Linked DNA regions of Homo sapiens: all the other regions are linked to region 2. A link is a contact called in ENCODE Hi-C or POLR2A ChIA-PET data. All regions are on one chromosome and are shown on one strand. The core of a region is the stretch at or near the end of the contact, and the rest is flanking DNA. Distances in the headings are between cores, read along the strand shown. Region 1 has its middle 6.3 kb from the start of LINC02766. Region 2 holds the start of SZRD1 (SUZ RNA binding domain containing 1). Region 3 holds the start of CLCN6 (chloride voltage-gated channel 6).

Region 1 (3,175 bases), core at 518-3,017, 3.8 Mb after region 2:
AGTAGCTGGGACTACAGGCACCTGCCACTGCGCCTGGCTAATGTTTTTTTGTATTTTTAGTAGAGACGGGGTTTCACCGTGTTAGCCAGGATGGTCTCGATCTCCTGACCTCGTGTTCTGCCCACCTCGGCCTCCCAAAGTGCTGGGATTACAGGCGTGAGCCACCGCGCCGGGCCGAAGCATTGTCTTCTATTTTGCCAGCCACCTCTCCAGTTGCTCCTTCGCCATCTCCTTTGCTCGTGCTCCTACACACATCCATCACATGCTGGAGCTCCTTAGGGCTTGTCCAGGCCCCCTTCTCATCTCAAATTCTACTCTCATTATCATCAAATCTGCCCCCATGGTTTAAAACACATCACTGGTTGCTTAAGCTAGAAACCCAGAAGCTACCCTTGATATTTCTTTTTCCCTAATCTCTCTCTCTTTTTTTTTTTGAGACAAGTCTTGCTCTGTCTCCCAAGGTGGAGTGCAGTGGTGCAATCACGGCTCACTGCACCCTTGACTTTAGGACTCAAGTAATTCTCCTGTCTTGGTCTCCTTAGTAGCTGGGACTACAGGCGTGTGCCACCAGGGCCAGCTAATTTTTTTTTTTTTTTTTAGAGATGGGGTCTTGCTATGTTGCCCAGGCTGGTTTTGAAGTTTCAAACTCCTGGGCTCTGGTGATCCTTCCGCCTCCATCTTCCAAAGTGTTGGGATTGCAGGCGTAAGCCACGGTGCTTGGCCCCTAATCTGTGCATGAAATCAATCTCACTGGTTTTTCTGTTCTCCCTCAAAAACATATCCGGATTCTATTGGCTCCCTTCCATCTCTCTGCCCCCATCCTCATCCAAGCCTCCTTATTTCTTGCCTGGGCTATTGCAGCTGCTCTCCACTACTAACTCATGCTACCCTGTCTCCATCTGCAGCCAGACAGGTATTTCTTTTGCGATGCCAACCTCACTGTGGAACCCTCTGCTTATAGCCTCTCCTAGCGTGGCTTACAGAGTCCAACATGACCTGGCCCGGCTGCGCCCCCCACCTCCTCTCATTGTGCTCCAGCTAGTCCAGGGATCCTGGGACTCAGCTGTGCTAAGCAGGTCCCTGCCTCAGGGCTCCAAAAGGACACTGTCCTCTTCCCGGTGCCTCATGAACTCTCCTCACTCTTGCTGGACTCAGACCATCTGCCTCTTTCTCGGTTGAGTCTTCCCTGTCACACCCTGACGTCCACCACTAGTATAGCTAGCTCAGTGAGGGCAGCAAGAATGCCACCCTATTCACTGTACATCCACGCATCCAGTACCGAGCCTGGCACCCAGTACGTGCTCAAGAGCAGGGGCTGGAAGTGCCTCCCTGTTGCTGGAGGGGCAGAGGGTTAGGTTCTGTAGCATCAGACTCACGTGTGTTGTCTGGGAACACCTAGGGATGCTCGATCTCTGTGGACAAACCATGGAACAGATCGAGAGTTGCCTTTCTGCAGGCTTTGCCAAGCTTCCCAGAAGTCTCTGTGTACCCCTTAAGCATCTTAGGAAAATACGCCCAAAAGGCAGGAATTTTCCCTCTAAAGTGGCCCTGGGAGCTGTTTCAGCACCCGCCCCCTCCCAGCACCGCCCCCTCCCGTCTCCCACACACCCCCTCCCTTGGGGGCTCACTTGCCCGGGGTTTCCAAGAGCCAAGTTGGTCTAGATTCACACATTTCCTCCAAGTCAAAACGTACCCGTGACCTTTCTGTGCTTTTGAGTCAGACCAGAATAAGCATGAGGTGTGAAGTTTTATGAGCCCCTGGGAGCTGCTGACGCTGGCCGTGCTCCTTGGGTAAGACTGTGGGAGAACACGATCTGGCTCCCCTCAGCGACAAGTGGGTTGGCCCCGCTCCTGGGCGTGGGGCAGGCAGCTCTGCAGTGCAATTGTTCCAGCGTCAAATCCTTCTGAAGTTCCAACTGGAGTATTTGGAGGAAGCTTAATTAAGACTGCTGTGTTCTTCTTTTTCCTTTCTTCTAACTTTGTTTACTTTAAGCACTTACTGCACTTCCAAAGGATATAGCTGGAGTTAGAGACTCTGCCCCGCAGGCCACTTGAAGATGCAAGGCAGTCTCTCCCACACACAAAATAAGATCCTGTAGGACTTAATTCAGATAGTCTACAAAGTTCTGTGTGTCTGTCTGTCTATCTCTATTTGTATGCCTCAAAGAGATAATATACTTTTGTTTCATATGTTCATGGAATATTTATTTATTTATTTTATATGGAGTCTCGCTCTGTCGCCCAGGATGGAGTGCAGTGGCACGATCTCGGCTCACTGCAACCTCCGCCTCCTGGGTTCAAGCAATTCTTCTGCCTCAGCCTCCCAAGTAGCTGGGACTACAGGCGCACGCCACCACGCCCAACTAATTTTTTTGTATTTTTAGTAGAGACGAGGTTTCACCATATTGGCCATTCTAGTCTTGAACTCCTGACCTCATGATCTGTCCGCCTCGGCCTCCCAAAGTGCTGGGATTACAGGCATGAGCCACTGAGCCTGGCCCTGGAACATTTACATAAACTGATCAAGTACTTGGACAATAAGAAAATTACAATGAATTTTTTTTTTTTTTTTTTTTTTTTTTGGTCAGAGTCTCACTTTTGTTATCCAGGCTGGAGTGCAGTGGTTATGGCTCACTGCAGCCTCAACCTCCCCGGCTCAAGGGATCCTCTCACCCAAGTAGCTGGGACTGAGGCACGCACCACCACGCCAGGCTCATTTTTGTATATTTTGCAGAGATGGGGTTTCGCTGTGTTGCCCAGACTGATCTCAAACTCCTGAGCTGAAGTGATCCGCCCACCTTGGCCTCCCAAAGTGCTGGGATTAGAGGCATGAGCCCCTGCGCGCAGCCCAGATGTTTCTAGAGTGTAGAAATCTTCAGGTTACATTTATTTACTGATCACAATCCAATAAAATTCAAAACATTAATTTAAAGGAGATAATTTGGCTGGGCACAGTGGCTCATGCCTATAATCCCAGCACTTTGGGAGGCTGAGGCGGGAGGATTGCTTGAGGTCAGGAGTTCGAGACCAGCCTGGCCAACATGGTGAAACCCCATCTCTATTAGAAATACAAAAAATTAGCCGGGTGTGTGGCATACCAAGTCCCAGCTACTCGGGAGGCTGAGGCAGGAGAATAACTTGAACCTGGGAGGCGGAGGTTGCAGTGAGCCAAGAT
Region 2 (3,085 bases), core at 74-2,573:
ATTAAGAACTCTACTAAATATCCTCTGAACGAACGAATCCTTCAAATTCTCAATTATGCTAAATGGAAAAACATAAACAACCGTTGAGAGAAATGCTGAACCAGCGGAAAAAACTTCAAAGCCAAGTTTCAACATTCCCGTAGAGCTAGATACACCCACTGACTGCTGCCAGGGTCAATTTCCCGGCCTCTTCCAGAGCTCATAAGCACCCCCAAAAAGCGCTTAGGAAAAAAAACCCAGCGCCTACTCTACCCTGGTACGCTCGACTCCTCGCACACGTAAACCTTTAAGGTGGATGTCAGTGCAGCCAGCATTGAACAGACGCGAACACGGGGAGACAAAAAAAGCATCTCCCCATATTCACAAGGGTCACCACAGACAAACTCTGAAAAGACCAAATTATTCACAAATCTAAGAGAATTGACAGATCCTCTTTGAGATAAACTATTTTCCTACAGTTTCTGGAGGCAAACAAAAACTCCAAAAACAAGTCGAACGGTCCATCTCCCCACTCCTCTCCCAAGAATGTGGCTGTTTTACATATCACACCCTGGACTCCGACAAGCGAACTCCTAGACCTTCCCGGGGCCTCGGATCGCTGAGTGGCAGAGGAGCTGCCCCGCAGAGCTTTCGGTTGCTTTGGCAGAGTCCCCGTGAGACCTGCCTGCCTGCCCACAAACTCTTCTTGGAGTAAAAGTGAAAGAGAAAAAAAACCCGACTCGTCCACCGTGACGGATGGTGGGGGATTTTAGCAGAGTTGAGTAGCCCAAAGAGGATTCAATTTCCCCCCGCCCTCGGCTGCCTCCTCCCGCTTTCCTGCGAAGCCGGACATGCCTCCTTGGTCCGCGCAAGCCCCACCACCACCCACATGGTGTGTCCGTCCCGGTCAGAGCACAAGAACTTTAAAATGGTGCCTCGGGCCACAAGGCTCATCGGAAAGAGTCACAGAGGCCCACGGCCAGCAAGTGGGCGCGGGGGGTCAGGAAAGGAGGCCCCGGGTGGCGGGTGGGGCGCCCCGGGTGACGCGCGCGTTAGTGGGCGGAGGGAGGCGCACCAGGCAAAGGAAAGGAGAGAAATGGATCGCGGCCCCTTTAAGAGGCCTTCACGGCGCTCAGGAACTGGGGGCCTCTCCACCACCCCCAGCCCGGCGTATGGGGCCCTTCCTTGGGGAGAACTATCTCCAGACCCGCTCCCCGGAGGCTCCCCTCACGCCAGGTCTCGCCCGGCCCTGCCATGGGACGGCGGCTCCTCCTTACCCCGCTGTCTGCCGCCTCTTCCCAGCTCTCAGCGACCTCCTCATCTTCCATCTTACTCGCCGCTTTCCCTCCTCCCCCACCCCCTCCCCGCGCCTGCGCTTTGAAGCGCGCCTCCGTCGCGGGCGCAGGCACGCAAGGCTTTACTCAATGGACCCCGCCCGCTGCCAAGCCCGGAAGAGGCGCCAGGCAAGGTCCCAAGTGTACATTAGGGCAGCCATCTTGGAAGGGGGCAGAGAAGGCGGAAAGATGCCATCTTTCTTAAGGGCCAACGCGTTATCTGTCTTACAGAATGGGCGTTCAAGGGAAGTCCTCATCTCGAGTACCGGAAGTGTGTTCTGTGGAACCATCTTTTCTAAGGGCAGGCAATTAAAGAAAACTTTTTTTCTTTTAAAGTGAGTCGTAGTTTTCCTAAACTACAGATAATGGTATCTTCAGAATTCTGAAAACATTTTTAAACACCAACAAATGATGAAAAATATCTGCTGATGCAGAAAACATTTTATTATTTCTGATAGGGTGAAAATCATTACAGTATTTCCTGCTCATAAAGCAGTATTCTAATCATTTATTAACACTATATCCGCTACCGTAAGGTAAAGACGGTAAAGATAATATTGCACCTCAGTTGGGAGAACCAGTGGGATTCCCAGCTACTAAGTTCTCCTGGGTCTTTAATGGTAGATAAATACGTTAGTATTACCTCTAAAAATTACTGGCCAGGCGCGGTGGCTCACGCCTGTAATCCCAGCACTTTGGGAGGCCGAGACAGGCGGATTACCTGAGGTCAGGAGTTCAAGACCAGCCTGGCCAACATGGTGAAACCCCGTCTCTACTACAAATACAAAAATTAGCTGGGCATGGTGGCACACGCCTATAATCCCAGCTACTCCGGAGGCTGAGGCAGGAGAACTGCTTGAGCCAGGGAGGTGGAGGTTGCAGTGAGCCGAGATCATGCCACTGCACTCCAGCCTGGCCGACAGAGTGAGGCTCTGTCTCAAAAAAAAAAAAAATTATTTATGTCAGGGCAGGCGTAGTGGCTCACACCTGTAATCCCACTTTGGGAGGCCAAGGTGGGCAGATCACCTGAGGTCAAGAGTTCGAGACCAGCCTGACCAACACGGAGAAACCCCGTCTCTACTTAAAATGCAAAATTAGCTGGGCATGGTGGCACATGCCTGTAATCCCACCTACTCGGGAGGCTGAGGCGGGAAGATCGCTTGAGCCTGGGAGGCGGAGGTTGCAGTGAGCCAAGATTGCGCCATTGCACTCCAGCCTGGACAACAAGAGCAAAACTCTATCTCAAAAAAAAGTTATTTATGTGGCCGGGCATGGTGGCTCACGCCTATAATCCCAGCACTTTGGAAGGGTGAGGCGGGGGGATCGCTTGAGCCCTGCAGTTTGAGACCAGCCTGGGCAACGAGGCAAAAGCCCATCTCTACTAAAAAAAAAAAAAAAAGCTGTGTGATCTTAACGCAAGTTACATAAGGATTCTATGTCTCAGTTCCCCAAGTGTATACATTAGAGATAGCTACTTCAAAAGTAGATTGTAAGAATTTAACCAGTTACTATGCTGAAATGCCTAGAACAGTGCCTGACCCATAGTAAGAGTCCTAAGGGTTAGCTATTATCATTATGGGAGTGTCTTGTCTGCCCGAGGAAGATTTATAATTGTCACTTCTGTAATCATCCTTTCTTAAAATATAAGGACAGGGAGATGCCAGGCGCGGTGGCTCACGCCTATAATCCCAACACTGTGGGAGGCTGAGGTGGGCGAATCAGTTGAGGTCAGGAGTTCAAGACTAGCCTGGTCAACATGGTGAAACCCCATC
Region 3 (3,298 bases), core at 90-2,589, 4.6 Mb after region 2:
AGCACACACCTGTTAGGGGCACATACTGCCTGCCAGTGCCTTTCACTCTAAGTCTCTCTGTAAGCTGTAAAAGCAAACAGTTTAATGGCAAATACATACTCTATCCAGGTTAAGGTGCCACAGATTTATAAACGTGTAAAAACACCAGACCTTGTTTTGGGGTTAAGGTGAGAAAAGGGCTTGCTAAACAGTCTCTTTCCTAGAAGGAAGTTCTCTTACCCACTCACTCCCTGGGACAGAAGGTCAAAGAGCATCTCTGGTTGGAATCATAATGCTTCGGCCTGAAGTGACCAGGCCACTCACTACTTTAGTTGCCCAAGCAGTATCAAAGGAGCTCACCTCATAGTCTTTCCTTGGAAGAATCTCATCCTCCTCCTCCTGTGTTTCTCCAAGGATGGTCTAGAAAAACAGATCCGCAGAGGGAGCCTTTTTTAGTGGTTAGGAGTGGAAGGAGGCAGAAGTATTTACTGAAATCAGTGGCTAGCTTCTAAATCATCTGGAGCCATTATCAAATAGGAACCAGCCCTCAAAAAAAACCTTTCAGGGGTGAGGGACCATGTGGGTGAGGATCTACAGCCATCAGCTGAGCTCTTCATTTCCACTGATAGTCTCCAAATAACCACCCTCCTCTTCAGGACACCTCAAAGATGTCCAACGCCAGCTGAAAAGGGGGGTAAAAATGCAGGTTCCATTTGACAGTGTGACGTATCTGAAATCAGAAAGGACTTGTCAACTCTGGGAACACAACTCAAGTTTTCCCAGGATGCTTTGCAGGGGGAAGCTGGACTGTCAGTGACCCAGAAAGGGTGAGGGATAGAGTGAGAAAGGACTGGAGAAGCTAAAACAGCAGCATGATAAGCACAAAGTCCTGTGAGGAAGCTCATTCTGAAAACGCTTGTTTCATTCCAAACTCTTTTCAGATGGAAATAAAAGGAAACATGGGTGGGATTTACTGGAGCTGGCCTGGATTCTCCCTCAGATTCCAGGAGGGGTTATGAGAAAAGACCCCAGACTTAGGCACGTGAAGCAGGGTAGACGCTTCGAGAGCCCTGGCTGCGGTCCCCAGGCCCCACCCGCTGCCACCTGCGGGCCCAGATTGGCCCGGCCCCACCCCCGGCAACGCCTCTCTCAGTCCCTTAGCAACCGCCCCCTCCCCAGGCCGACTCCGCCGGCTTCTTACCAGCTCCTCGGGGGTGCGGGTCTCACGCTCACCGCAGCAGCAGCACCACCTGCAGCAGCAGCACAGAGACCCCCTGCACCCCGCCATCTTCCTCCTTTACTGCCACTCTGGACCCCTCTACCAACCCCCTCCCAGCCAGGATCTGCGCCTCACGTGACTGGCCCCGGGACGGTCACGTGGCCCTCTCGAGCTCTGGGACTGAGACCAGGAGTGGCTGCAGACGGGTGGGGCGAGGACTCGCGTCACATGACGATAAAGGCACGGCCTCCAACGAGACCTGTGGGCACGGCCATGTTGGGGGCGGGGCTTCCGGTCACCCGCGCCGGTGGTTTCCGCCCTGTAGGCCCGCCTCTCCAGCAACCTGACACCTGCGCCGCGCCCCTTCACTGCGTTCCCCGCCCCTGCAGCGGCCACAGTGGTGCGGCCGGCGGCCGAGCGTTCTGAGTCACCCGGGACTGGAGGGTGAGTGACGGCGAGGCCGGGGTCGCCGGGAGGGAGATCCTGGAGCCGGCAAACAACCTCCCGGGGGCAAGGACGTGCTTGTGGGCGGGGAGCGCTGGAGGCCGGCCTGCCTCTCTTCTTGGGGGGGGCTGCCGCCTCCCTTGCGCACCCTTCGCGGGATTAGTGTAACTCCCAATGGCTACCACTTCCAGCGACCGCCAACCCTCAAGCGAAGACTGACTTTGGCTCCCTGCCTGGACGGAGGGGCCCCTGAGCCAGGGGTGACGATCCCGCCCCTCTGACCGGCCCAGGCCCGTGTCCTCGCCCCCATCGGTGACTCAGTGACCTGGTGACTGGATTCTCGGCCACCTGGGCGCCGAGACGGCTTCCGGCTCCTGCCTTTTAAACCTGCCTCCCCGGCGATCACCTGGAGAAGAGCGCTGGGCCCGGGGCACTGCGGTCCCTGGCGCCCACTGCGTCCCGCTGCGCACGGGGGTCCGCCGGGACCTTTCTGGGAGTCGTAGGCTTAGTATCCCAGTGCTTGGCGCAGACTAGTTGTTCAGTAAGTGGCAGAGGCTTATTTTGAGAGAGTGGCAGCACCTGGCCCTTTGGCGCTCAGTGAATGTTGGCTATCACCGTGTGCCAAACTCTGGGGATACCCCAGGCAGGACACCGGTCCTGTCTCAGGGAACTGGGGAAAGAGAAAGGAGACAGGCCTTTTCACCCACAGTTACAACCCAGGGTGCTATGGGAGTCCAGCTGATAACGGATAAATCGTGGGAGTTGGCTTACAAATATGGCACATGCGTGGCATATACTAGGAATGCAATAAGTCTTTGAAAATCAGAGGGTTTACAGGTGGTTCAGCTTCCTCCTACTCTAGGTTCTGTTCCAGCAAGCAATTAACGAGGTGCGCCCTTAAACGCTGGAGGAAAGCCAACTGGCTGCTCTTGCTGTTACTCCTCCCCCCCGCCCCCGTTCCTCACTCCCCACAGCCATCCCCACTGAGAATCTGGAGTTTGAGGTCAGAATGAAAGAGAGCAGCCCTAGAGGGAGAAAGCTTTGGCCCAGGGTTCTTAGTCTGGAATCAACTCCTTGTCTTTGGATGTATCCCCGTGTAGTCTGTGCACCTGTGTGTGTATTTCAGGGGAAGGGAGCAGTGCATTTAATCAGATTGTCAAAAGAGTCTAAGACCCCAAATGGTTAGGTACACAGGGTTAGTGGTGGACAGTCTGAAAGAAATGAACCTCACCTGGGCTTTCCTCTGTTGTGCCATGTCACCACACACCCATTCACTACTGTGTGTTTGCCCATTGCTGTGCAAGTGTTTTGTTTGTTTTTAAGTGTTTGTCTTATTTTCTTAACCAGACTGCCAGATGACCCTATGCCCTCTGTTGGCCTGTCTGTGCCCTGGTGGCTCTGATTACTTGTTTCTGTTTTTTGTTTTTGTTTTTTTTTTTGAGATGGAGTTTTGCTTTTGTCGCCCAGGCTGGAGTGCTATGGCACAATCTTGGTTCACTGCAACCTCTGCCTTCCGGGTTCAAGCGATTCTCCTGCCTCAGCCTCCAGAGTAGCTGGGATTACAGGCGCCCGCCACCAAACCTGGCTAATTTTTATATTTTTAGTAGAGTCGGGATTTCACCATGTTGGCCAGGCTGGTCTCAAACTCCTGGCCTC

Evidence for each region. Hi-C counts contacts between places; a loop is a spot of excess contacts on that map. ChIA-PET counts read pairs that join two places held with the same protein, here RNA polymerase II (POLR2A). Pooled maps may share reads with other maps.
Region 1: POLR2A ChIA-PET joins it to region 2 with 17 read pairs in PC-3. The contact joins the enhancer-like site here to the promoter of SZRD1 in region 2. POLR2A ChIA-PET finds 5 or more read pairs at or near these places in 2 of 52 experiments (PC-3 and activated CD4-positive, alpha-beta T cell).
Region 3: a loop to region 2 is called in a map of chondrocyte, with 10 times the contacts of the local background. The contact joins the promoter of CLCN6 here to the promoter of SZRD1 in region 2. A Hi-C loop is called at or near these places in 1 of 168 maps with a recorded cell type or tissue (chondrocyte) and 9 of 50 pooled maps. POLR2A ChIA-PET finds 5 or more read pairs at or near these places in 2 of 52 experiments (B cell and Panc1).

What each region holds. Positions count from the first base shown.
Region 1 is chr1:12,517,697-12,520,871 of GRCh38, reverse strand. No RefSeq gene overlaps it. Among named protein-coding and RNA genes, the nearest start is that of LINC02766, 6.3 kb to the left of the region's middle. Within about 2 kb of position 1,767, at least 11 of the 41 ENCODE cell types and tissues checked have a DNase peak (open chromatin) inside an H3K27ac peak, as active enhancers do.
Region 2 is chr1:16,365,480-16,368,564 of GRCh38, reverse strand. It overlaps SZRD1 (SUZ RNA binding domain containing 1), which reads right to left and starts at 1,323. Exons shown (of 4, transcript NM_001114600.3): 1 at 1,257-1,323. The coding sequence starts at 1,307. RefSeq lists enhancers at 527-816, 1,567-1,626.
Region 3 is chr1:11,804,232-11,807,529 of GRCh38, reverse strand. CLCN6 (chloride voltage-gated channel 6) reads right to left here and starts at 1,339. Exons shown (of 23, transcript NM_001286.5): 1 at 1,181-1,339; 2 at 340-399. The coding sequence starts at 1,267. MTHFR (methylenetetrahydrofolate reductase) reads left to right here and starts at 1,566. Exons shown (of 12, transcript NM_005957.5): 1 at 1,566-1,642. RefSeq lists enhancers at 792-861, 1,312-1,391, 1,402-1,511, 709-1,694, 2,991-3,298 and silencers at 1,042-1,091, 1,762-1,811, 1,832-1,881.